2 separate regions of the Homo sapiens genome follow, and region 2 is linked to region 1. A link is a loop called in an ENCODE intact Hi-C map of the cell type or tissue named here. Cell type or tissue: OCI-LY7. All regions are shown on one strand. Each heading gives the region's core, and the rest is flanking DNA. Links, peaks and the distances in the headings are about the cores only. Region 1 overlaps LOC105371632 (a long non-coding RNA gene). Region 2 overlaps RALGPS2 (Ral GEF with PH domain and SH3 binding motif 2).

Region 1 (2,912 bases), core at 107-2,606:
GAGAGAACCAGTGGGCTCACCTGAAGGGCCAGTGGTTTCAATGACCCACTGTGGGCAGAGCAGGAATTGGACTTCATTTGATTGATTGATTGATTGAGAAAGGGGTCTTGCTCTGTTGACCAGTTGACCAGGCTGGTTTTGAACTCTTGGCCTCAAGTTATCCTCCTGCCTCAGCCTCCCAAAGTGCTGGGATTACAGGTGTGAACCACTGTGCCTGGCCAGGAATTGGACTTCAAATGGGGGCAAACCAATCTGCCACATATCCTACAGACTAATAGAGCTTAATTTAGTGGCTGCTTACTCAGAAGGGATTTACTTCTTCTTTTCCCATCTGTTTGGATGTTTCCTATAGGTTCAGAGTCCATCTGACTTTAGTGGAGCCATGGAGACTCTTGCTGGAACTGTGCAGCCCATCTTTGCATTTTCTTTTGAGTGGCATCGTCCAGTGAAGAGGAAGAATAAATGAGGTGAAAGGAGAGAGGCCACTAGCAGGGAACTCTAGCTCTGATTTCCTGGCAGCAAAATCTGCTCCTCTTGCCAGAGGGGCACTTGGGGCTTTACTGTTTGGCCTCTTCCCACTGCTCATATCTGTTTCTTGATATTCCTCCAAAATGTACCAGTCCTTCTAAGACCAGACATCAGGACTCTGAGTTCTTCCAGGGAGTGACATAGAAAGAGAGGCTTCTTTTTCTCTCCTATTCTCTTCATTCCTGCAACCCAACCCTGTATCTTTCCATCGTGCCAAGGAAGCATCACACACACTGCTCCATAGTCCCTACTCCATAGTCCTCACAGGCAGGGCCTCCTGTCCTCCCATCTGCCTGGCATCACCCAGTACACAGGTCCCAGTGGCGCGTCCTGATGCCTGGGCTCACCAGCTTTCAAGTAGGAGACCAGAGAACTCACTGGGAAGTGGGTGTAAAATATGTTTAGTGCCCACATTAACATTTCATTCTGGTTATGCACCATCAAGGGGCCAGAGAGCAGATGGGATAATTAAAATCTCAAGACAATTGGTTTTAACTTCCTTCCCCATTAGACCTTTCACCAGTGCAATTAATTTCCCTATTTTTCTCCTTTTATTTTCTTTAATCAACCTCTGTTTAGGGAGCTAATGAGCCATGACAAGAACAAAAGGCCAGCAGCCAAGAGGAGGGGGAAATAGGAGCTGGCAGACCAGACCGGACTGCGGCTCCTGAGCTGGTTGTTTCCCTTCTCAAAGGCGCAAGTAAGGTGTCGCTGTCCTTTACTCCGCTCAAAACTTTAGGCCTCCTCTGCGAGGCTGCTCCCCTCCATGGCACCCACCCACAGGGCAGAAATGCAGAAAGCAAGGCTTTGCCTCTAGGGTGGGAGGGGAGGGAGGAGCTGGTTCCCAAGGGAACAAGGAATCCCGTTTGAGAGACTAGGATGTTCTCAGCCTCAGAACTGGCTTGCGAGCTGGCCAAACATGCAAATACCCACAGGTGCAGCATGTAAAAGAGAAGTGGCCTTGGGTGAGGCTGCAGGGGCAGCTGGCCGCACATTTTGCATATGCTCCTAGGAAGCTAAAGTTAGGCTCTGGTTTACCCCAGGTGTAGGGGCCACATTTAGCTATTCCTCACCACTGAGCAAGGGGCTTGCTGCATTATTTGGCTAGGGCAGGGTCTGGCTTGCCCTCTGAGTCCTGAATTGGGTCCCGGGCCATTGCTGTATTTGGGTAAGGTTAGGGTAATCACAACTACTCTTTCCCTTCCCCCAACCAAGTCTGAACATCATCGATTTAACACCTAAGATGGACTTGAAGGATTGTCTCCATCCCAGAGCTAAGACATCACCAGGATTCCATACTAGCAGACCCCAATCTGGTTTGCTCATGGACTTCGCCTGTACCATTTCTCCTAACCAGTCTTCTACAGCATCACTTGCTCTGCTTGGCACCCTGCCAGCCTCTGACCCCTAGATGGGCCTTCCTTTTTGTGGCCCAGCCTCATCCCCATACCCGATGCTCTGCTTCTCTGGCCTCCCATTTTTCTCTCTTCTTTGGCCACAGTTTGAATTCCTATTCCGATGAGCTACCTTGAGCCACGTGGCTCACTCCTAGGACCTCATCCAGTTCCCCATGTGTGCAGGACCCAGGAGTCTGGAGGAGGGAGCGGCCTCAAAGACCAGAGGAGGGGGAGGGTGTCGATCAGAGACTGGCACGGGGAGAGGAGGTGTAGGCTGTTGGTGCTGAGGGGATGCCTGCACCCCTCAGGTCTTGTTTCTTCCTCCACCAGCTGCCCCCTCCTCCCAGAAGTGGGATCTGAGCCACCCCAGGGTCCAGGCCAGGAACAAGGGCCCTGTTTGCCACACTCCAGGGCATCTGTGTTGTGCTAAAGGCATGGTGCCCTCTTTTTTCTTTTATAAAGAGTTCAGGATGTGCCCTGAGGAGGAGGGATGGGGAGGGAATGGTGGTGGTCAGAGGATGTGAAGCATCCACTTAGGGTCAGAAATTGCCATGTGTCAGTGGGTGTCAGGGGCAGGTGAAGTCTTTAGTGGTCTCTGAGACCTTGTACTAGTGGGGTGAGAGGGGAGGATGGAGTAGGGAGAGATCAGACCCCCTATCCCATCTTCACCTTGGGCAGCCACCCAGTCAGTGAGGAAGAGCGCATTCCTTTTTTTGGTCCTGGAGCTTAAGGGCTGTTCTCTTGTTGGTAGAAAGCTATAGATTCTAATGCTTCCAAATCAGAGACAGAGGCTGGCTGTGACTGGATTCTGGTCACTAGAATCACAGCGAGGAAGGCTGAAGCCTGTGACGGGGAAGTGTCTAGGAAATCATTGCCCGTAATCCTCCCTGGGCTATTTTTTTTTACATGGTGGTTTTTCCTAGTTCATTGACAGTGATGACCGGTTCCCTACAGAGCTGGCCACCTTGCTGAGTGCACTGGATGGCA
Region 2 (2,912 bases), core at 126-2,625, 170 kb before region 1:
AATAAAAAGAAAAAAGGAAATGTGACAAAATGTTAAAAACTGGTGAACTGGCCGGGCACTTTGGCTCATGCCTGTAATCTCAGCACTTTAGGAGGCCAAGACAGGCACATCACCTGAGGTCAGGAGTTCAAGACCAGCCTGGCCAACATGGTGAAACCCTGTCTCTACTAAAAACACAAAAATCAGCCAGGCATGGTGGCATATGCCTGTAGTTCCAGCTACTCGGGAGGCTGAGGCAGGATAATCACTTGAATATGGGAGGCAGAAGTTGCAGTGAACTGAGATTGCACCACTGCACTCCAGCCTGGGCAACAGAGTGAGACTTCGTCTCAAAACAATCAAACAAACAAACAAACAAAAACTGGTAAATTTAGTAGAAGGTATATAGGAGTTCTCTATTTTAAATAATTTTATATGTCAACTTGACTGAACCACAGGATGCCCAGACATTTGGTCAAACACTATTCTGGGTGTGTCTTTGAGGGTATTTCTGGATGAGATAAAAACCTGGATTAGTAGACTGAGTAAGGCAGATTGCCCACCCAATGTGGCAGACCTCATCTGTTGAGGGTATGAATAGAACAAAAAGGCTGTAAGAGGGAACTCTGCCTGCCTGAGTGCTTTAACTGAACATTGGTGTTTTCCTCCCTTTGGACTCAAGACTGAAACAACAAAACTCTTCTCAGGTCTAGAACCTGCTGGCTTTTGGACTAGAACTTATACCACCGGCTCTCCTGCTTTTCAGGCCTTCACACTCAGTCAGGAATTACATATTAACTGTTTTGGGTATCCAGCTTACCAATGGCATATCTTGGGACTTCTCAGCTTCTAGGATCATGTGAGCCAATTCCTTGTAATATATACTATATAAGAAATTATATAGTGTATGTAATTATATAAGGATTATATATATAATAAAATATATATACACATCCTATTCATTCTGTTTCTCTGGAGAACCCTAATACACTGTAAATTCTCCCAAATTATACAGAAGCTCCTCAACTTAAAAACCTTCAACCTGCAGGCTGGGGCACGGTGGCTCACACCTGTAATCCCAGCACTTTGGGAGGCCGAGGCGGGCGGATCACGAGGTCAGGATATCAAGACCATACTGGCTAACACAGTGAAACCCCGTCTCTATTAAAAATTAGCCGGGCGTGGTGGCGGGCGCCTGTAGTCCCAACTACTCGGGAGGCTGAGGCAGGAGAATGGCGTGAACCCAGGAGGTGGAGCTTGCACTGAGTCAAGATTGCGCCATCACACTCCAGCCTGGGCGACAGAGTGAGACTCCATCTCAAAAAAAAAAAACCTTCAACCTGCAAATTTTCATAGAAACCAACAAAGCTACACATCCAATAGACAGTACAACTCTAATGCAGGTACTGTTATAACTGAAGTGTTTTACGGTTTTTTCTTCCTGCTTAAAGCACTTGGTACATAAGTATCTCTAACTCGATTCCATAATAAGACAGAGACGCTTGGTCTCAAACATTTTTGTTTGAGTATTACGGTGAACATTACGCTACAACATAAATTTTAAAAGAAAAAGTACAACTGTTACCACCAACAGATGGCGTTAGTGATCACTTGTTTAGCATCAATCTGGACTTGAGACAAAATGAGCCGAGGAACAGCTTTTTGGACCTAAGCTCATATATCCATAAATTTTTGCCTCATGCTAATAATACAGATGAATATTATTTAGGAGATGGAAGATATTTTAGAGATCTCAACTTAGGGTGCATTTCAAACCCCCAGGTCTTCTCTAATTTTAATATTTGACTTGTCTCAGGGCCCATGTCCCACCCCCAAATACCATAGAGAATCATGGCTGTAGGAATTCATTGTAAAGTGATGAGAAAGTGTTGTATCTTTCAAATGTGTAAGAATGAAAGAATACGAAGGCAGGAAAAAAAAGGACAAATTTGCTAACCCACTGCTTTGTTCCAATCCTGATTTTACATAAGACAACATCAATCCAATGCCAAGGTCATGTGATCTTGCCAAGTCCACATAACCAGTATGGCACATTCAGTGCCTCGTATTCAGTGGACTACCAGTAGTTCAAGTACAGTACAGAGGGCAAATGTAAACAGAGGTGGGAAGCATCAGGAACTGAGTCTGAAGAAATAAAGGGCAATGTTTGTCACAATAACAGAAAAGCCTGGACTGTACACAATGAAAAGGCAGAGTCCATATTAATGAACTATTAAATTGTATCTTACAAATTCCATTCAGGATACATACATAAACAGAAAAAGAGAGAGAGAAAGACCATACTGAATTCAGAAGTCTCAACAAATGGATACCTAAGCAATGACTTCCCCTACAACAGACCCTTGGTATCAGTTTATTAAGTATTTTTTCCAAGGCAACTTGAAAGATTTCCAAATTGGAGAATATTACTATGGCATATAAAACATTAAAGTATAACTATTTTTTAACTCCTTCAGACCTTTAATGATTCTAAGAAGATTGAAATAATTTATACTTATTCACATTACTATATAAACTGTAAAGCTGACTCATATGCACCATGAATTTAAGCCATCACGAAATGTTACATTTTACTCTTTAATTTACTCTAAATTCTTCCTTCTACAGCTATTGCTTTTTGCTTCTCTTTGATCACCAGCAGTAGGAGTAGCTGCAGGAAGATAGTGCTGGCAACAAAAGCTACTATGGCCAGGCAACATGGCTCACACCTGTATCTCACCACTTTGGGAGAGGGAAGTGAGAGGGCCACTTGAGCCCAGGAGTTTGAGACCAGCCTAGGCAACAAAGTGAGACCCTCCCCCCCGCCACCAATCTCTACAAAAAAAAAAAAATTAAAAATTAGCTGGGCATGGTGGTTCATGCCTATAGTCCCATAGTCCCAGCTACTTGAAAGGCTGGGGTGAGAGAATTGC

Evidence for each region. A loop is a pair of places that touch in the nucleus more often than their neighbours do. Peaks named below come from ENCODE experiments on the same cell type or tissue, not always from the same donor. Only the 100,000 strongest peaks of a DNase experiment are listed, where the experiment ranks them.
Region 2: a loop joins it to region 1, with 7 times the contacts of the local background. A loop is called at or near these places in 2 of 110 quality-filtered maps.

The regions. Positions count from the first base shown.
Region 1 is chr1:178,580,076-178,582,987 of GRCh38, reverse strand. LOC105371632 (a long non-coding RNA gene) reads left to right here. Exons shown (of 4, transcript XR_922315.3): 1 at 1-2,912. Among named protein-coding and RNA genes, the nearest start is that of C1orf220, 39 kb to the right of the region's middle. RefSeq lists an enhancer at 1,675-1,724. In OCI-LY7, for the core only: CTCF peaks have their summits at 1,028 and 1,229; DNase peaks (open chromatin) are centred at 487, 1,497 and 1,897; H3K4me3 peaks cover 2,187 bases; H3K27ac peaks cover 2,500 bases.
Region 2 is chr1:178,752,237-178,755,148 of GRCh38, reverse strand. The region is part of intron 1 of RALGPS2 (Ral GEF with PH domain and SH3 binding motif 2); the gene reads right to left. Among named protein-coding and RNA genes, the nearest start is that of RALGPS2-AS1, 27 kb to the right of the region's middle. In OCI-LY7, for the core only: CTCF peaks have their summits at 1,369 and 1,574 (motif pointing right); a DNase peak (open chromatin) is centred at 1,588; H3K4me3 peaks cover 208 bases; H3K27ac peaks cover 943 bases.